Regions from separate parts of the Homo sapiens genome. Here region 1 is linked to region 2. The links are chromatin loops, found by intact Hi-C in ENCODE. Cell type or tissue: GM12878. All regions are shown on one strand. Each heading gives the region's core, and the rest is flanking DNA. Links, peaks and the distances in the headings are about the cores only.

The links. Hi-C counts contacts between places; a loop is a spot of excess contacts. Peaks named below come from ENCODE experiments on the same cell type or tissue, not always from the same donor. Only the 100,000 strongest peaks of a DNase experiment are listed, where the experiment ranks them.
Region 1: it touches region 2 in a loop (2.4-fold over the local background); 2 of 110 quality-filtered maps call a loop at or near these places.

The regions. Positions count from the first base shown.
Region 1 is chr10:121,443,226-121,453,945 of GRCh38, reverse strand. No RefSeq gene overlaps it. Among named protein-coding and RNA genes, the nearest start is that of FGFR2, 150 kb to the left of the region's middle. In GM12878, for the core only: no CTCF peak of the experiment used is centred there; DNase peaks (open chromatin) are centred at 4,085 and 4,615.
Region 2 is chr10:121,357,025-121,367,744 of GRCh38, reverse strand. No RefSeq gene overlaps it. Among named protein-coding and RNA genes, the nearest start is that of LINC01153, 180 kb to the right of the region's middle. In GM12878, for the core only: no CTCF peak of the experiment used is centred there; no DNase peak of the experiment used is centred there.

The DNA.
Region 1 (10,720 bases), core at 1,934-6,933, 87 kb before region 2:
CCCACTAATTTTTGTATTTTTAGTAGAGACGGGGTTTCTCCATGTTGGCCAGGCTGGTTTCAGACTCCTGACCTCAAGTGATCCTCCCATCTTGGCCTTCCAAAGTGCTGGGATTACAGGTGTCAGCCACCACACGTGGCCTTATCATTACCTGTTGACCAAAGGTCCCTGCTCCTCTCCAGTTGGCCCTACCACATGAGGCTCCTCTGAGGGCAGTAACTGCGCCCTCCTTCACTTCATCAGGCCTGGGGGTGGCAAAGGCTCTGCTGCTGTTAGCCCCGTGTTCCTGTACTGTCCTGCCTCACACTGCCCACAACCAACTTGGGTTATTCTATCTTCAATGTGCCATCTTGTTTCTGCTTGGGCCCAGTGACAATGCAGTCTTGCTTCCCTGGGCCATTAGCCTCCTCTGCTGATAGCAGAGTAGCTTGGTCACTTTTTCATGCCTCATCTTTCCAGTTGTGTTATAGGTAAGCTCTTAAAAGCAGGAACTCTCTGTTCTTTGCTGGGTGCCCAGAGTGGACTGGTGCGTTCTCCTCTGGTTGCACATCTGGAGCTGTTTACATTGCATACAGATGCCCAGGCTCTGATCTGTATCCAGATCTCTGGCTAGGGTGTAGGGTTGAGTGAGCAGAGAGGGTCGAAAAGCAGCAGAAAGATGGTTGGTAACAATGTGTTCATGAGGCTGTGAGGTACCACGGTCCTGTTAATTATATTATAATCACATGAGAAGCTTGATTTTGGATGTGATCACTTCCATGCATACATACTCAGTATGGACATGTGTGCATGACTGTGCACGTGTGTACAAGTGTTCACCTGAGCAGGCTGACTGGTCTGTTCCACAGAAAGACTCTGCTCCCTGCTTCTTCTGAGCCTTCATACTGATCTCTCAAACAGAAGAATAATACCCTCCCCTTCTGCCCTTGTAACTCTCCCCATCTCTCAGGGCTCACAATTTCAGCCCTAAACCATTGCGTGTAACACACAGAGAGGGATAAAGACACTTTGTTTCTTTTCTGTTGGTTCATGCACAACACTACAACCTTTTTCTCTAGATAGACATTTTGAGAGCTGGGACTACGTTTTAAGCTTCCTCTTTCTTCTTCTTTCTTCTCTTTTACTGTTTATCAATGGCTTCATCTAAACCAGGCATCTTGCAGGGTGCTTTTTTATATGTCAGGTCATTAATCTTTGCAACCACCCCATGAGATAAACAGTATTATCACCATTTTACAGATAAACAAGGCTCGGGGGAGGGAGGGTTAAACAACTAGTCCCAATGGTAGCCCTGGGTTTTCAAGGTAGGTCTGTCTAACTCCAAATCCTTTGCTATAAGTCGGTGATTTTCAAACTTTGGTGTCAGGACTCCTTTATACTCTTAAAAATTATTGGAGATTCCTAAAAGCTTTTGGAATGCGGGTTATATCTGTTAATATTTATTATATTGGGAATTAAAACTGAGGAAAACTTAAAAGTATTATTTCACATAAAATAGCAATAATGAGAACACATGGACACAGGGAGGGGAACATCACACACTGGGGCCTGTCGGTGGGTGGGGGTTAGGGGAGGGATAGCATTAAGAGAAACAGCTAATGTAGGTGACAGGTTGATGGGTGCAGCAAACCACCATGGCACATGTATACCTATGTAACAAAACTGCATGTTGTGCACACGTACCCCAGAACTTAAAGTATTATAAAAAATAGCAATAATCAACCCATAACATATTAACATATATAACTTTTAGAGTAAAAATTAAGTATATTTTCCCAAAGAAAAAAGTGGCATTTTTAATTTTTTTTACATATTGCAATATTCTTTATTGTCTGCCTTAATAGAAAACAGCTGGATTCTTATATCTGCTTATGCATTTGATCTCTTGTGGTACTACATATCATGTAGACTCTGGAAAACTCTACTGTACACTTTTGAGATAATGAGAGTTGAAAAAAGCGAAGAACTTAGTGTTGTTATAAAAATTGTTTTGTACTCATAAACTCCTGTAAAGGTTTCAGGGTCCTCCAGCTGTGCCCAGGCAATACTTTGGGAACCACTGCTGTATGTTTCTAAGCTCTGTCTTCTCTTTGCATTTTTCCCATTGTTTCCCAGTATTCTTTTTTTATTTATTTATTTTTATTTTTTGAGACAGAGCCTCGCTCTGTCACCCAGGCTGGAGTGCAGTGGCACGATAGTGGCTCACTGCAACCTCTGCCTCCTGGGTTCAAGTGATTCTCATGCCTCAGCCTCCTGAGTAGCTGGGGTTACAGGCATGCACAATCAGCCTGGCTAATTTTTTTTTTTTTTTTTTTTTTGTATTTTTAGTAGAGATGGAGTTTCATCATGTTGGTTAGGCTGGTCTCAAACTCCTGACCTCAAGTGATCTGCCCGTCTTGGCCTCCTAAAGTGCTGGGATTCCAGGCGTGAGCCACAGCACCCGTTTCCCAATATTCTTGTCTGTTCTCTTGGGTGCAGCCTGGACTTCATGTGTGCCTGTTCATTGGCTAATAGATGAGGATTCTATGGCTCTGCCACAGGATCCTGGAGGGAGGCTGCCTGATGTTCCAGTGAATATCCTATGTTTTCTATACTATTTAAGGGACATGGGTGTACTGGATGTTCCTAGCCTGGCCTCATGAGACTTTGCGAACTCAGCTTTGTGATGGACCAATGGTCCTAATAAGTCAACACCATTTATTTTTAGGGGAAAAAAGAGAAAACGATATAAATTTCTCTAGTAAATAGGAGATAAATACCCCTTCTGCTTTGGGGAGAGGGAGGGATGAGTAGGTGGAGCATGGGGGATTTTTAGGGCAGTGAAACTATTCGGTGTAATTCTGCAATGGCGGATACACATCATTAGATATTTGTTGAAACCCATAGAATGTGCCACATTCTATTAACATTTAGTTAATAGCAATGAAGCAATATTGGCATATCAGTTGTAAAAAATGTACCACACTAATGCAAGGTTTAATAATAGGGAGAAATGAGGGCGTGCAAGGGAGTGTATGGGAATTCTCTGTATTTTCCAATCATTTTTCTCCAAACCAAAGCAGCTCTTAAAAATCCCCAGAAATCACTGCGTCCAAAAAAAAAAAAAAAGTTCCCCTTGCCAATTTGGTCCTTAGCCAGAGACCTTTTGTGGTTTGGGCTGGTCCAGTGGAAACCTCTGAACTCTTATCCTACCTGAACAGCTCTACTGGGAGATCATATACACATGCACAGTCATTACCCCAGACAAGATGTTTTCTTGGGATTTTTCTCCCATCGACTTTAGCTCCCAAAAGTCTACAGCAGCACAAACTGGGATTTGGAGGGTGTAATTCTGTGGGGAGACTAGTAATTAGAGGATTGTTTAAAAGACTGCCAGCGTTGTTTAATGAGTTGAGAACTATCAGCCCATCATCACAGGGATAATGGGCCCTCTAACGCACAATGGAGCAGGAACAATGTGTGTCACTTTCTGCAGCTGGAGAATCTGCTGGAGTGAGAACTGGGAGGGGGCCCAGCCCTTCTGTCTAGACCACTGGGGACTTCCTTTGGCTGGGAACTCAAGAGGACAGTGTTTGGTGATGGTGGGTTGGGTGGGAAGATGTGGCAGGCTGCCGTATGTGGACTATTAGTTCATGGCCAACTCCCGCAGACAAGCTTCGGCTTGTGCTGTAATCCCTCCCCACCGACCAGTTGTATTTTAAATGCAGCCAAGCTAGAGGAATGGAACCTGTTATTGCTATGCTTGGGGAATTGTAAACCACAAGGCTGGGGCTAGGTGCAGCAAGAGAGGCACCTAGACCATCCATCTCAGGTACTTACACTCAGGCCCAGGCAAGTGCAGAATTTGCACCTGAGAATGGTAGCAGTTTGCAGTGGAGATGCCCCACTCCACCTAGCCATGGTCCTGTTGTCCAATATGCCTTACCTTAATACCTATTTTGTCACCCGTCTTCACCACACCTGGCTTATACACACTCTGAATAATTCCCAGCTTGGCTCCTGCATTTCTTTACCCAGTGCACAGCCTCTTCCTCAACCCCTTTGGGACTGGCAGGCTCAAGAAATGTGCTTGACTCTGGAAGGTTTCTCCACAGCCCAGTGAGCACACGGACTCTCAGATAAAAATGAGCTTAGGAGACAATAAGTAGTTGTTCTGAGACTGAAAGTGGAGACCCTAGTGACAAGGCGTGGGGGAGCTTTCCTTAGGTGCTTTCATGAGACTCCACATTCAGGTGGGGAGTGGCGGCAGTGCTATTTGTGAAGACAGGCATTGCGGTGACCCTCCTAAAGGATTTGTGTTTTTTTTACCCCCCTCTTTGCTCAAACTTAATTGGTAATATTATAACTTTCAATTTAATCATTGACCTAAATGAGTTGTATTTTTATCTCTGCAGGAGCCTGGCTGGGCTGCACAAAAGAGTGGTGGCAGCTGAGTGAGGGAGAAACTTACTAGAATATTTGGGCTGGCAAGTGACACCACTTCTGCTCCGAGATAAGATGGAGACTTTTTCAAGCTACGTTTTAAAATCGTAAAACCCAAGATCTCCTGCTGGAGATGAGCTGTAGGTGGGTCTGGAGCATCTGAGAGCTGTGAGGGAGGAGAGTCATACCAGAATTACTGAGATGATTGCTGAAACCAAGATTATAAGTCATTAAGGGTTTGAAAGTTTTCTGCAGGTGCACAATAGACTACTCAGTATCTTGGATTCTTGAGCTGGGGTCAGGTTAACTATTAAAAGAGGACAAAAGTCTTGCTAACAAAACCTGAAGTTTAAAACATACACTGTTCCCGCTGCCTTGGCCATTCTTGCTTAACTTAGCTCTCTTTTCCTAGCTTTCAGGATCCACTGTTGATTTACTTCCATGCCTAGATTAGTAGCAGTTTCCTTCATGGTGATATTAAATTAGCTGGCTCGTTTTCCACCATGAGAGTGGGTGTCCCTCACTGCAGTGTCCACTGTAATAAAAAAAAGACACAGCCATAGGATATGTGGGGGTGGACAATTGTTGCATTTCTTCTCCAGCTGGTGACTCCCTCTGCTAGAACTGAACGCCAGACTTGCACGGGAGATTCTTGCTCCCTTTCCTTCTCAGACAGAACAGGTTGCATTTTTCATTGTAGAACCACAGATGCCATAACCTTTATGTGCCTAAAATCTTCTTTATAAGCATCCAGTTTCAGTATCTTTGATCTGGAGGATGCAATCACATTTTCCTTGAAGATAGTAATCATCTAGAAAAACATAGAGGAGGAGAAAACACCCTTAAATAAATCCTCGAAACAAATTTAAAATCCACATTGGTTTGAATTATTCCATTATTCTCCCTCTCCTATCTTCCACTCTCATCTGGTCTTTGAATGGGAGGATTTGGAGCCATAAAGGGTCTTAGCATTATCTGGGCTGGCCACTCTGAGTCTCAGATGGGATACTTTCTTCGCAAAGGGAAACTTTCTTACAGTTAAATTGGTATGGGGTGACTTTTTCAGGATTAGAGGATTTAAATCTGCTTTTAGGTTTTGTTTGTTTTGCTTTTTTAAACCAGAAGAGACCAGGTGTGGTGGCTCATACCTGTAATCCCAGCACTTTGGGAGGCCAAGGTGGGTGGATCCTTGAGGTCAGGAGTTCAAGACCAGCCTGGTCAACATAGTGAAACCCTGACTCTACTCAAAATACAAAAATTAGCTGGGCGTGGTGGCGCATACCGGTAGTCCCAGCTGCTAGGGAGGCTGAGGCAAGAGAATAGCCTGAACCTGGGAGGCGGAGGTTGCAGTGAGCCGAGATCACACCACTGCACTTCAGACTGGGTGACAGAGTGAGACTCCGTCTTAAAAAAAAAAAAACAACCACAAGAAATCCTAGCAATCATTTAATCAAATTTCCACCATGGTAGTCAGGATTCCTTGTGTTGCAGGTGCCAGCAACTCTGCCCAAGAACAAGAGGGGCCTATGGAGGGGATGGAGGATGGGTCGGGGGTCCTGGGACTGAAGGGTGGACTCCTGGGGCCAAGCAGCTCCAGGATCATGGGAGCCTGTGCTGGAGCAGAGGCTCTGCTGACTCAAGCTGCCTATGGCCCCTCTTGGCAACCGTGGAAGCTTATCCACCTGGGATTGCCAGGGCTGCTGGTACCTTCAGGGTTACAACTTTGTAGCTAATAAAAAGAAAAGAAAAGAAAAGAAAAGAAATTTCTGGGGGAAGGATGTTGGTTTGCTCAATTTGGGTCATGGGCTCAACTCAGCACAGGACTGCTACTAGAGGAACTGGGGGGTGTCCTGCAAAACACCAGCCAGGGCACTCCCTTCTTCCGGATGAGAAACTGACATCCAAATTCATCTAAGTGATGATCCCTCAGGGGAGTGGCAGAGTCACCTTCATACCTCCCGATGCCCCAGGTGAGGGCATTTGCCCCATCATGCAGGGTTACTTCATCCTCTACGTGCCAAAATGCTCCCAGTCATTCTTTCTCTTAGAAGAAATGAGCTCAGACTCAAACAGTGAAGCCACGAGCAGCTGGGACCCTCAATTAACCAGAAATCTGTTTTTCATTCAACTTTGGAGGAAAATAGAAGAAAGTCTCCGGTTTATTCCATGGTCTTACTCTTAGGGTGTGTTTCAGGGGGCATATATAGATGGCTTAGTCTCCTGCTGTTTTCACATATCTTTTTTATGCTTTTAAAAATTGTGATAAAATACACACAATGTGAAATGTACCATTTTGACCATTTTAAAGCGTATGATTCAGTGACATTAGGTACATTCCCAACGTTGTATAACTTTCACCACGATTCATTTCCAGAACTTTTTCATCATCCGAAATAGAAACTCTACACCCATTGAATAATAATTTCCCATTCCCCCTCCCCCAGCCCCTAGTGACCACTATTTTTTTTTTTTTTTTTTTTTTTGAGACAGAGTCTTGCTCTGTCACCCAGGCTGGGGTGCAGTGGCATGGTCTCGGCTCACTGCAAGCTCCACCTCCCAGGTTCACGCGATTCTCCTGCCTCAGTCTCCCATGTAGCTGGGACTACAGGCGCCTGCCACCATGCCTGGCTAATTTTTTTTGTATTTTTAGTGGAGACGGGGTTTCACCGTGTTAGTCAGGATGGTCTCAATCTCCTGACCTGGTGATCTGCCTGCCTCGGCCTCCCAAAGTGCTGGGATTACAGGCGTGAGCCACCACACCCGGCCCACTATTCTTTCTATCTGTATGAATTTGCTTATTCTAGGTAGCTCCTATAAGTGGAATCATACAATATTTGTTCTTTTGTGTCTGGCTTATTTCACTTAGTATAATATTTTCCAGGTTCATCTATGTTGTAGCGTGCATCAGAATTTCATTCTTTTTTTCTGGGTGAATAATATTCCATTGTGTGGATATGCTACATTTTGTTTATCCATTTATCTGTTGACATGTACTTGAGTTATTTCCACATTTTGGCTCTTATAATAATGCAGCTATGAACATTGATGTGCACCAAATGTCTTTTGGCAGTGCTAAATATTCATCATCATAAAAATGATACTAAGGTTTCCCCATTGACCATACCAAAAAAAAATTAAGTTTCCCATCAAATGGAAGCTTTGTGGGATCATGGAGAAAGCATGGGCTCCAGAATTCTATAGCACATTCATTAATGCTGGGCATATCATGTCCTAGTTTGTGACATTGGGCAAATGAACCTCTCTGAGCTTTCATTTGCTCATCTCATCTAACAAATGGCTGACAAAAAAGGCTGAAGTTGATATTTCTGGGCTGCTTTGAAAATTTGGTGCTTCCCGGCTGGGCACAGTGGCTCATGCCTGTAATCCTAGCATTTTGGGAGGCCAAGGCAGGTGGATCACTTGAGGTCAAGAGTTCAAGACCAGCCTGGCCAATATGGTGAAACCCCATCTCTACTAAAAATACAAAAATTAGCCGGGCATGGTGGCAGGTGCCTGTAATCCCAGCTACTCGGGAGGCTGAGGCAGGAGAATTGCTTGAACCCAGGGGGTGGAGGTTGCAGCGAACCTAGATCGCTCCACTGAACTCCAGCCTGAACAACAGAGCGAGACTCTCTCAAAAAAAAAAAAAAAAGAAAAGAAAGAAAAAGAAAAAGAAATTGGTGCTTCCCAAATTCACTTAGTAATCAACAGTGCTTTGTGAGGCTTTAGGAAAACAGATTCCTGAGTCCCGCTCCACAACTCCTGATTTAGAATATATAGGAGTGAGGCCTGGAAATCTGCGTCTTTACCAAAACCTTCAGGAGATGCGGATGAAGCCAGTTTAAAACTCACTACTGAAATGAAACTTAAGAAGCCAAGTGCACACTCAGAACCTGCCTCACAGATGGAACTTGATGCTGGCTCTTCCCTCTTGCCCTTCTTCATGCTTTAGATATGAAGAAAGAGCAGAGGACAATTGCATTTTGAGGAAACACTTGCAGCAATGACCATGTCAGGTCACAGCAACAAAAATTCTAATAATGGATTGTTTTCCACTCTGAGCAACTAATCATTGGTAAATGATGTTGGCAGTTAAGGGTATAAAACCAGTCACTTTATTCATTTGCGGTTTTGATCATGCATTTGGCTATGATTGCACTGTGTGCAATACAAATCTGCCAATGAGGATGGTGGAGTAAAGGGGGGCTGGTGGAAGGCACCCTGTTATGTTATGTAGAAGAGAGAACTCCTTGGAGATAATCGTGCAAACCTGAGACTTCCATGCAGAGAAGGAATCAGTGAATTTATATCAAAGAAGCCAGATTGATATTCTTTTCTTCTTTTTTTTGGTTCCTTTCAAATTATAAAAGGAGTGGACAAAGGGAATGTTGTAGATGTAATTTGTTCCAGGCTCGAATAAAGCGTATTTGTGTCTTATGAAATTTTACGAGAAAAATGTAATTCAAATTGGCTTGGAGATGAGAGCTGTCAAATAGATTGAAAGCTGGATTATAAACCAAGACTAATGAGAGCCTGCAATGAGCACAAAGTTAGGGATGGAGTCCAAGAGAATCTCTGCAAGGTCTTACAGGGGAGGTAAACAGCCTATTAATTAAGGTAGCAGATGGTAGTAAATTGGGAGATGTTTTAGATTCCAAGGACAGAAAAAGAAATGAAAGCTTGGGATCTGTACTGGGTAGTTAGAAACCTCAGCACGAAGTCAATGACAGGAAAGTAATAAGAGCTGCAGGTAGTCTTGGAAGCCAGCAGGATTTGGAATACCAAGGGGTTAGAAAGAGACTAGAAATGTTAGTGGAATGGCTGAGAAGCTACTGGAGAAAGTGGTTCACGCTGCGAGGCAAAGTTTTAGGGACCCAGAGGGCCGGCTTGGGCATGTATGCTCAAGCTGAAAGAAACACATTTCTGGGTGGGTGTAGTCTTAAGATCTCCCCCAGCGGGTATTTGCAGATAAAGAAGCTGCTTGAGTAGAAGGGACTCAGTTGGATGTAAACTGAAGAAATAAATCAGCACAGGAGGGAAAAAGCAGGTGAGCTGAGATAATCAGTGTGATTTGGCTAGAGGTGGAAGACAGAGTGACGAGGTGGATAGAACGTGGGCTTTGGATCTCAGGTTTTTGGCCACCACTGCATCTTCCAGTTGACTGGGTGTTGACTATTAATATTTAGCCTTTCTGAGCCTCAGTTTCCCCACCTCCTATAAAATGAAGACACAATTTCTTACCTTTTATAAATATTATAAATTTGGATGAGATTTGCATATAGATTACTGGGACATGGTAAGTTTTCAACACGTGCTGACTTGTCCCGTGTACCTGTGTAACGAACGTGATCAGCACATACTTGCGGGAGGGGAAAGTGAGGGATGCTTGTGGGAACTTTGGGCAGCACCTACACAGCTATCCCCATTTCTTTTTGTTTGTTTTTGAGATGGAGTTTCACTCTTGTTCGATCTTGGCTCACTGCAACCTCTGCCTCCTGGGTTCAAGTGATCCTCCCGTCTCAGCCTCCTATGTAGTTGGGATTACAGGTGTCCACCACCAAGCCTGGCTAATTTTTTGTATTTTTAGTAGAGATGGGGTTTCACCATGTTGACCAGGCTGGTCTCAAACTCCTGACCTTAGGTGATCCGCCCGCCTCAGCCTCCCAAAGTGCTGGGATTACAGGCGTGAGCCACTGTGCCCCACCAACTGTCCATTTCTTGGTTCTCATTTCCTACACAAGGCAGTCAGCTATACCCTGTTTTTATTACAGTGGAGTCACATTTAACTCAGAGGCTAGAGTGTAAAGCCATCACATGAAGTGAGAGTCACATATGGTCAAAATTATCCTTAAAAATCCTTCAAAAATCACCCATAAAATACAGTACTATGTAGTCTCTCAAAAAGTTCTTTTCAGCCAGTTTTTCCTCTGGTGTTGGAACTGATCACAGTTTTATGTTTGTGTGTGTGTGTGTGTGTGTGTGTGTGTTGAGCACCAGGTGAAGTAGTTGGCTTAATTTATGGATCATGCTATATGAAAATGCTTATTATTATTATTATTATTATCATTTGAGACAGACTCTTGCTCTGTCACCCAGGCTGGAGTGCAGTGGCTTCATCTTGGTTCATTGCAACCTCCACCTCCTGGGTTCAAGCGATTCTTCTGCCTCAGCCTCCCGAGTAGCTGGGACTACAGGCATGAGCCACCAAGTCTGGCTAATTTTTGTATTTTTGGTAGAGACGGAGTGTCACCATATTGGTTAGGCTGGTCTCGAACTCCTAGACCTCGTGATCCGCCCA
Region 2 (10,720 bases), core at 2,300-7,299:
CTCTGTGTGACTGCATAGACCACACATTCATGAAGCCTGCCCTATGTATTTGTTCATTTTCCACCCTTACTCCTCTAGGAAGAAGCTTCCAGGACCCATCCCCGCTCCTATCCTTCTCAACCACCCTGCTGGTTGTGGCTCATTTAGCCTTCAGGACTCGGCCAAATTGCCCTTTTTCTCTGGATCCGTCACCCCCAGCCCTATGCTTCCCTCTTTCATTATACCTTTAATTGTCATTTTAAAAAATTACATTAATATAAAACTTTGCTACTATGTGCTGGGTACTGGGGGTTCAGAGGTGTTATTTTCTTCATTCATTTCCTCACTTATGCATTTTTCTCTTTCATTTCACTCCTGTCTTCCCAGTATCCCTCCTATACTGACTCAGCTAATGCTACCTGTCCAGGAGGGAGAACGTCTGAAAGCAGGGCCTGAGCCGAAATTACAAATAAATAGCTGAGAAAATAAAAGCAACTGTCAACATTCTGGAGTGATTTGTGTACGTACTGTTAGCTAACTAAGAACATAATCCGTTGAAGGGAATTGCAATGTATTCTAAATTTTGGATTTTCTAGTTCAATTGTTTTTTCTTCTTTCCTTCTTTCTTTCTTTTTTTTTTTTTGAGATGGAGTCTTGTTCTGTCGTCCAGGCTGGAGTGCAGTGGCTCAATCTTGGCTCACTGCAACCTCTGCTTCCCGGGTTCAAGCAATTCTCCTGCCTCAGCCTCCGGAGTAGATGGGATTACAGGTGCCCACCACCATGCTCAGCTAATATTTTTTGTATTTTTAGTAGAGATGGGATTTCACCATGTTGGCCAAGCTGGTTTCGAACACCTGACCTCATGTGATCTGCCCGCTTCAGCCCTCCAAAGTGCTGAGATTACAGATGTGAGCCACTGCGCCTGGCCTCAATTCTTAATAGTAATTATTATCATTTTATAAATGAGGGAACCAAATCTCAGAGAGGGAATTTGCTCTAGGTCATAGAACTACAAAATTCAGAGATAAGATTTGAATCCAGGTCAGATTGACTCTTAAACTCCTGCTCTGTTATCTGACCTAAATCCTACAATCTGAACATGTAAAAATGGATGGAGGGTGGAGGGTGTTCCAGGGGCAATTGTGTCCGGAACTGGTGGGTTCTTGGTCTCACTGACTTCAAGAATGAAGCCGTGGACCCTCACAGTGAGTGTTACAGTTCTTAAAGGCGGTGTGTCCGGAGTTTGTTCATTCTGATGTTCGGATGTGTTCGGAGTTTCTTCCTTCTGGTGGGTTCGTGGTCTCGCTGGCTTCAGGAGTGAAGGTGCAGACCTTTGCAGTGAGTGTTACAGCTCATAAAGGCACTGTGGACCCAAAGAGTGAGCAGCAGCAAGATTTGTTGCAAAGAGAGAAAGAACAAAGCTTCCACAGTGTGGAAGGGGACCCGACGGTTGCCACTGCTGGCTCGCGCAGCCTGCTTGTATTCTCTTATCTGGCCCCACCCACATCCTGCTGATTGGTAGAACCCAGTGGTCTGTTTTGACAGGGAGCTGATTGGTGCGTTTACAATCCCTGAGCTAGACACAATGGTTCTCCAGGTCCCCACCAAATTAGCTAGATACAGAGTGTTGATTGGTGCATTCACAAACCCTGAGCTAGACACAGGGTGCTGACTGGTGTGTTTACAAACCTTGAGCCAGATACAGAGTGCAGATTGGTGTATTTACAATCCCTGAGCTAGACATAAAAGTTCTCCACGTCCCCACCAGACTCAGAAGCCCAGCTGGCTTTACCCAGTGGATCCCGCACTGGGGCTGCAGGTGGAGCTGCCAGTCCCGCGCCATGCTCCCCAGTCCTCAGCCCTTGGGTCGTCGTTGGGACTGGGCGCCCTGGAGCAGAGGCGGCGCTCGTCGGGGAGGCTTGGGCCGCACAGGAGCCAAAGGAGCAGGGGGTGGGGAGGCTCAGGCACGGCGGGCTGCAGGTCCTGAGCCCTGCCTTGCGGGAAAGCAGCTAAGGCCCGGCGGGAAGTTGAGCACAGCAGCTGCTGGCCCAGGTGCTAAGCCCATCACTGCCGGGGCCGGCAGGCCCGCCGGCCGCTCCGAGCGTGGGGTCCCAGAGCCCACGCCCACCTGGAACTCGGGCTGGCCCACAAGCACCGCGCGCAGTCCCAGTTCCCACCCGCACCTCTCCCTCCACACCTCCCCGCAAGCTGAGGGAGCTGGCTGCGGCCTTGGCCAGCCCAGAAAGGGGCTCCCACAGTGCAGCGGTGGGCTGAAGGGCTCCTCAAGTGCCGCCAAAGTGGGAGCCCAGGCAGAGGAGGCGCCTAGAGCGAGCGAGGGCTGTGAGGACTGCCAGCACGCTGTCACCTCTCACAAGGACAGAGTGAGAAAAGCAGCTGGGGAGTCGGGTATAGGAAATGTTTCTTGCTTTGTACTTTATCTCACATTAAGTTATATTTATTATCTCTTGTTCTTTTTATCTCAATCCTTTGAGGTATGTAAGGAAGGCATAGTTTATTGTCTTATTCCTGCAGCATTAGTCCACATCCCAATTTATTTGGAAGAGTTCCAGTGTCAAATATTCTCCACTGCCTCCCCAGGCTCATCCATGCTTGCCAGACAGTGTGTCCCTGCTTTTGGTTCAGGAAATCGGTCATCCTAGGTACATAGGCAGGACATTTGGTGTCCGGGGCTCAGTCTCCTGTCCCTGTAAAATAAACCCTATGATCTCTCCTTTCAGCTCTCACATTCTAACCTTCTAGGGAATACAGGGATGGGCTATAGAAGTTAGAAATAAGAGAAGACAAGGAACTTTATCAAGTGTGTTGGTATTTTTATTTCTACAGGAGAAGAGAGTGAATGACTTGTGGTAGATAAGTGAGTGGTTTTCCTTCCTCCATAGTTTATTTGTAAAACTGTCCCTTGCATTTGATTTGAACCACAGATGTCTTCCAAACCTAGCTGGGCTGACTTCACCATGAAAGACAGGGACCAAGAGCCATCACTCTGGCAGAGGGGCTAGACTTCTTTATTTACTGCAGTGCCAACGGACAAAACCAGAACAAGCGGGTGGAAGCTACAGGGAGACGGTGTTCAACTTAATAAGGGATGAGAGGCCTCCCCACAGCAGCCTCTGATGGCGGAAGTCACCTTGTGTGAATGTATGTGGTGCTTCAAGCACCAGGTAAAGATCTGTTGTTAAGGATGTTAGAAGCTGTTTTTTTTTGTTTTGTTTTTTATTTTTGTTTTTTTTTTTTTTTGGAGAGGGAGCTTCAAGAAAGCTGTAGGGACAGGAAGATACCCCCTCACCCGTACTAGGAGTTCTAGAACTCTTCGTATGTTTAAAGGCTGACAAGTATTACAAACTTCTGTAACAAAGAGCCCTCAATAAGCCCCTGTATTAGTCTGTTTTCACACTGCTGATAAAGACATATCTGAGATTGGGTAATTTATAAAGAAAAAGAGGTTTAATGGACTCACAGTTCTACGTGGCTGGGGAGGCCTCACAATCATGGCGGAAGGCAAAAGACACACGTAGTAGCGGGCAAGAGAGAGTTGAGAATCAGTGAAAGGGATTTTCCCTTATAAAGTCATCGGATCTTGTGAGACTTATTCACTACCAGGAGAACAGTATGAGCGAAACTGCCCCCGTGATTCAACTATCTCCCACTGGGTTTCTCTCACAACACATGGTAATTATGGGAGCTACAATTCAAGATGAGATTTGGGTAAGGATTACAGCCCAACCATATCAGGCCCCCCACAACATGAACACCAACAAAAACAAATGCTGAAAAAGTCAGACGCTTGAAAATTTCGGATAAACTATAAAAACCTCCTTTCTGTTTAATTGTTCTAGATTTATGGTCCTGTCTCTCCCAATATCAGCCCCATTCCATCTTATGCTGTCTGGTCCATGGTGGGAACCATTTGGGAAGTGAAGAGAGAGGTTGTACTTCTTCCAAATCTTTTCCCACCCTACATCCTATTAGCTCCCGATATGTTTTTTGTCTCCTGATACTCTGTACCCATTTTAGGTTTCCTTTGGGAAGAAATTCATGCTCCTGGCTGGGATGTAGAGCCAGGTTTCCTTGGCTCTGCAGCCCAGTTCACAAAATGACAAGACATTGCACCCTTGATCATAGCAAAAAGCATGGTAGCTGAGACACTTGGGTCTCACATCTCAGGTTCAAAAAAACAGAAATCCTTTGTGTGTGTTTGTGTTCTGGATAATCACATTCAGATGCCTCTGCTGGCATATGCTGATGGTTAAAGTAAAAGTCCTTGTTTGGTGACAGAGGCCAGACCTCACTGGCTGATGTGTGAAGTCACGTGGACACGCCCAGTGCATTGTGAAGTGATCGCTGTGAAGGTCTTGGGGTAAGGGGGCGCTCAGTGATCTAGCCTTCTAGGGGTCAACCAGGAAGCCTTCAAAATTGTAATTCTTGTTGGAAAACTGTTCTACGATTGTCGAATCTTTCCTGATGGTACAGTGCTGCGTAATGAACATGATGAAACTTAAAAAATTGTGTTCCTCCTAGAACTTCTTGGGCATCAGTTTCTGTTGTCTTTAATGGTAAACAGTGCTCAGGATGTGAACTGAACAGACCTCGGCATGACTTTTTTGAATGAAACCTTGTCACCACTCCAGCATGGAGCTAAGTGGGCAATCTCTGGATAAATGGTTCTGAATCCTGGCTCCTCTACTAACACACTACATTTCTTTGGCAAATTACGTGTAAGCTCTTTCAGCTTCAGTTTCCTCATCTGTAAAATGGTACTAATAATTCTACCATCCTCACAGAGTGATGTGAGGACTTAATTGGGCACCTGGTACAGTGTTAGGTGAAGGTTCAGTGCTCAAAAGCCTTCATGATTTCATTATCGGCCTGTTGCTGTTGGTCACCCTCAATCGCCCCTGCCTTTTTAACATTTTTTTGAGATGGAATCTCACTCTATCACCAGGCTGGAGGGCAGTGGTGCAATCTCAGCTCACTGCAACCTCTGCCTCCCAGGTTCAAGCGATTCTCCTGACTCAGCCTCCTGAGTAGCTGGGATTACAGGTGCGTGTCACTGTACCTGGCTAATTTTTGTATTTTTAGTAGAGTTGAGGTTCCACCATGTTGGCCAGGATGGTCTCGAACTCCTGACCTCAAGTGATCCACCTGCCTCGGCCTCCCAAAGTGCTGGGATTACAGTCATGAGCCACCGCACCTGGCCAATCCCCTTTTAAATGAAGGCAGTGTACAGGTAAGAAATTATGTAAATCAAGAACTTGGGTTGTTGGGTTCTACGGAATCAACGTGGTGGTGAGGACCTTATTAAAGCCCTCTTGATGCCATTAGAAGAGAAGGGAGGAGAGAATTCAAGGCTGTGCCTGAAGAAGGCCTCTGGAGGTGGCACTGACAACCTCAGATAAATCTCCATTCTGCCAAACTGGGCTCCCAGGAGCGCCTCACACTTGAGCACATCACATGGCTTTTATCTAAACTCTTGGGTATGCAAATGGAGCTTTGATTTCACAAGAAGGCTTTCTGGAGCTTCCTGCTCCTGGTCTGGGCAGCAGCGTGAGAACAGGCCTCCCTGTGTATTTTGGCAGGGGTTGGCCGGAACAGGGAAACAGGGTGACATACAGAACTGAAGAATAATATCGAAAGAGTGAAGTGATACTTTCGGAATCTCAAATTTTTTTGTTTGGGTTCATTTCAAATTTTGGGCAAAGAAATGGTTATGCTTCTGCATGAAGGGAGAATTGTGGGGCATTATAGTTACACAACCCTCTCCTTCATGTGTTAGGTAAACTCTTCCATGCAATGGCTATTTCAAATTCGTTCTTTTTCTCAGTCTTTATCTGCACCCCCAAAATAAAATCCTGAGTACCAATTAGAGTTTCCTGTATATCCTAACCCTCTTAGGATTTCCAGTGAGGGTTTTCAAGGAGACCCATGTTTACTGAATGCAGATATAATTTTGGTCTTAGGAAGTGACTGACTCATATGATATACTTTCCCTTCATAGAGAGCCCAGCTGGGCTAGCATGAACTAGGGACAGGTGCTGACCTTTAGGATCAATACATTTGTGGTCTGGTGAGTTATTAATATTTTTAAATGAAATCAGCTGGATGAAACAAACTTTATTCCCTTTAGAGTGAAGCAAAGAGTGACTTTGTTCTTTGATTTCTCCCTGGAATGTTCTAACATTATTCCTGATAGGATGGCTATCCTCTGATACCTTTTGATTTTTTTTATTTTTGAGATGGAGTCTCGCACTGTCGCTCAGGCTGGAGTGCAGTGGTATGATCTCGGCTCACTGCAACCTCTGCCTCCCGGGTTCAAGTGACTCTCTTGCCTCAGCCTCCTGAGTAGCTGGAATTAACAGGCATCCACCACCATGGCTGGCTACTTTTTGTATTTTTAGAGACAGGGTTTCACCATGTTGGCCAGGCTGGTCTTGAGCTCCTAACCTCAAGTGATCCACCTGCCTCTGCCTTCCAAAGTGCTGGGATTACAGGCATGAGCCACCACACCCGGCCTGATACCCTTTTAAAAACAAAATTCCATCTACCAATTCTCCTAATCAAGTTTATCGGAAGGAAACTTTTTTTGGAAATCTAAAGATAATCATGTTTGGCCGGGCGCGGTGGCTCACGCCTGTAATCCCAGCACTTTGGGAGGCCGAGGCGGGCGGATCACGAGGTCAGGAGATCGAGACCATCCTGGCTAACACGGTGAAACCCCGTCTCTACTAAAAATAAAAAAAATTAGCCGGGCGTGGTAGCGGGCGCCTGTAGTCCCAGCTACTCGGGAGGCTGAGGCAGGAGAATGGCGTGAACCTGGGAGGCGGAGCTTGCAGTGAGCCGAGATCGCGCCACTGCAGTCCAGCCTGGGCGACAGAGCGAGACTCCGTCTCCAAAAAAAAAAAAAAAAAAAAAAAAGATAATCATGTTTTATCCTGGGGCCTTAGCTAAGTTTGTCAGATATAACAGTTGTGAAATGTTTTCTGGAGTCTGAAGACATGCTTTCACAGATATATTCAGCTTTAAAAAAGTATTTAATGAAACAATGAGAAAGTGGAGTCTAAATTAGGTTTCTTCTCCCTGTATATACCACTTTCAAAAGCTTTTTGGATAAAGTTTAAATGAATTCTTTTAAATATTGACTTATCCTTTTCAATGAATGTTCTATGTTCTGGATTTCCAAGGATTAGAATACTGGGGGCTTCTTTTGATGATAAGAGAAGAATGCGCCTTTTGATATTTACTGCACACGAGTGTGTTGAGCACCTACTGTGTACTAGGAAGAGTGCTTATTCTGTTTCCTCTATTGAGAATGTTTTCTTCCAACTTCTGCATTAAATGAATTTCTTTTTATCTTTTTTTTTTTTTTTTTTTTTTTTTTTTGAGACAGAGTCTCTGTCTGTTGCCCAGGCTGGAATGCAGTGGTGAGATCTCACTGCAACCTCTGCCTCCGGGTTCAAGTGATTCTCCTGCCTCAGCCTCCTGAGTAGCTGGGATTATAGGCATGCACAACCACGCTCAGCTAATTTTTGTATTTTCAGTAGAGATGGGGTTTTACCATGTTGGCCAGACTGGGCTCGACTTCCTGACCTCAAGTAATCCACCTGCCTCAGGCCTCTCAAAGTGCTGAGATTACAGGCGTGAGCCACCACACCTGGCCCGTTCTTCCTATCTCTTTAGAAGGGCACTTTCTCTGAGAAAGTGCCACACATCCCTTTCTTGCTTGTGTGTGTCTTTGAGACCCATTTGCACCTCAGGTTCTAGTGCCTGCAGGCTTCTTGTTAGTTTGGTGTTTCTGTTGTTCCCTAGGGCTGGGGACTTTTTAGAGCAGGAAGTTTATCTTTTCTCTGCTGCTGCTGCCGCCTATTTCTCTTCCTTGTTTTTTTCTTCTTGGTTCTCATGTTGTACTTCTTGGGTACTCAGAATATGTTTATTGAATGAATGTTGAATGATCTTCCAAACAGGCATTGAATAAATGGATTGTCACCTCTTAGGATGGAAGGATGCTCTTAACAGGTAAGAGGACGAAGGCTCACACTGGCCCAGGTGCTTTGGCTGCCTCTGGGGAGTGCCTGGGTCCACAGCCCTCCTGGGTCTGGCGAGGCGGCAGACCAGCAGCTCTGAGACTCGACACACACACTGCCTCTTGCAATGGAGGGTGGTCTGCCTACTGTTACTCTTGGTTTCATTCAGTGTGGCTGTGTGCTGAAAGAATTAGTAGTTGAGTTTATTTTCGTATTGGGTGGTCTGCAACATGGATCACCACAATCCATAAAGCCCCACCAATGAAATCAATGAACGCCCTGGCAGTGGTGTGAATTATGAACCTAGAAGCGATTCCTGCCTTGGCTTTGCATGTTCCCTTTCCAATGAAGGAGGCTCATGTTAATTTCAGTCCCATTTCTGTCTGAATTATCCTGGTTCTTAGTAAGCAGGATCTGAAGTAATGACATTTTACCATATGCAAAACAGATAAAATTGACAGTCAAGGGAGGAGGAAGAAAAAAAATGACCTTAAAAGGGAAAAAAACAGTTCCTCTTTTTTTTTTTTTGTATTTTAATTTTTAATTTATCAGGGCCTGTTGAGGGTGTGGGGAGAGGGAGGGCATCAGGATAAATAGCTAATGCGTCTAGGGCTTAATACATAAGTGATGGGTTGATAGGAGCAGCAAACCACCGTGGCACATGTTTATGTAACAAACCTGTGTGTTCTGCACATGTATCCTGGAACTTAAAATTAAAAAAAATTTTTTTAATTTAAAATTTTATTTGTATTTTTCTGTTTACATGACATTTACAAAAGGATGAGAAAAAAGGAATATATGGCTTCCTGAAGGTGCTGTGCTGTCTGCTTCTGAGATCAAAGTCCACTCCTCCCAACATCCCAGACCCATTTTTCGAAGCCTGCCAGGACATTCCTGAGACACCTACATGACCACTTGCCTGATCATGAAACTGTCCTGTCACTGTGGGTGACGGGCTGTTCCTAGATTCTACTCAGATGCCCACTGTGGTCAGTTGTGACCTCCATGGCGAGATTTTAGAAATGGGGGAAGTTCTCACCCTCCCAAGCAGCCATATTGGCCCATCAGCTTCCAGAACAGAAGCCACATCCTTCTTGTGGCATCTATGGGAAATCCAGAGCCATTCAAGGGCATCAGGCAAAGTGGTCATTCCCCTCGAAACATTCCTGAGCTGACCAGACCATTGCCCATGCACTGCGACCTGACTCCTGGCGTTGGCCCTGTGACCTCAAAGCTCTCAGGCTTGGTAGACAGTGGTCCAGGGTTTCCTCAGCCTCAGTCCAGAGCTGCCTGAGCAGTGACCATAACAGGAGGAGCTTTGCCTTCGTGTGACAAAGGAGAGTGAAGTCTCAGATGAAATGCTGTGTGTGTATTTATAATAGTTCTGATTTTAATCATTGTAAAGATCTTCGTTATATATGTATATATGCACACATTTTTAAAGTACAGATATATGGCTTCTGAGTGAGATTTTATTTAAAGAAAGACTTCCTCAGTTTTAACAAAGAAAAATTGAAAATCCCTGTTAATATTTAAAAGGGCTATTTATTAATCTATTTACTTTTTATTCATTCGTTTAACAAACAGTGGTAGCTGGGCTCTAAGGGTGTCACAAATATAAACTCATTTAATCTTCACAAACATCCCGAGAGGTGGGTACTCCTGTTATCTCCATTTTGCAAATGAGGAAACTGAGGCAAGAGAGGAAAATAGAGCTCTGGTTTGTGACTGAGCTGGCCCTCACCCTGTCTGGCTGAGACTGCACTTCCACCCCCCAGATGTCACAATGATTCCCCAGGTCAGACCTTCCTGGGCTGTCCTGGGACAAATGGCTTCATCCATCCTGTTTGCCACAGGAGTCGGCTCTACCCTGTGATCTCCAAGGTCCCAGTCAGCACTGATGTCTGTGACTCTTAATTCAAATGACTGGCTGCTTGACTTACTGTGCATTTGACACTGTGGCAGCCAGTGAGAAGGTCACGAGGGGAGAGATTCAAAGATTCAGAGAAGTGCAGCAGATGTGGGTGTCAGGCCTCAGGCTTGACTTGAGACAGCGCCTGACAAAGGCCAAGCGGCTATTAGATGGTAATGAACGTGGGCCACTGTGGACCACGAGCAACCTGAACCAGATGTGACACAGCTCTTAGAAACAGAACGTCTGCATTCCATTGCCTGTCAGCAGGGATGGGAGAGCCAGCAAGTTAGACTTTATCTGAACTGCAGCTTACCATGGTTATGCTTCCATTGGACTGTTACATTGAGCAACCCTTAGAAATAAGAAATGATTTACTAACTGCTAAGTAGTCAGTTGTAGTCATAAGCTGTCTGAGATTTTATTAAAAATTACAACAGATTTTATGAATATAATGAAATAGAGACTAAGTAGAGAATCAATAAATGTCTCAGCCATTTTTCCTGTGTAAGGGATCACTTACATTGTTACACTCAGGTGCCTTACTTATGGTTGGGGGGGAGGATTATCCTTTTAAGAGGCACAAAAAGCTTTCAAGTGACTATGTTTCTGAAGGCTATAATGAAAAGAAATATGTCTTAAAATGACTTCTACATATTCACATTTTTATGATGTTGCTTCAGTACAGAGTTACCCAGAGAATGGTTTTTAGTCTAGACAAGCATTGTACCATTTTCTGTGTGACTCCCAGAAAGTTTGAAGTTGAGCTCCAGCATAACTTGGGAAAGAG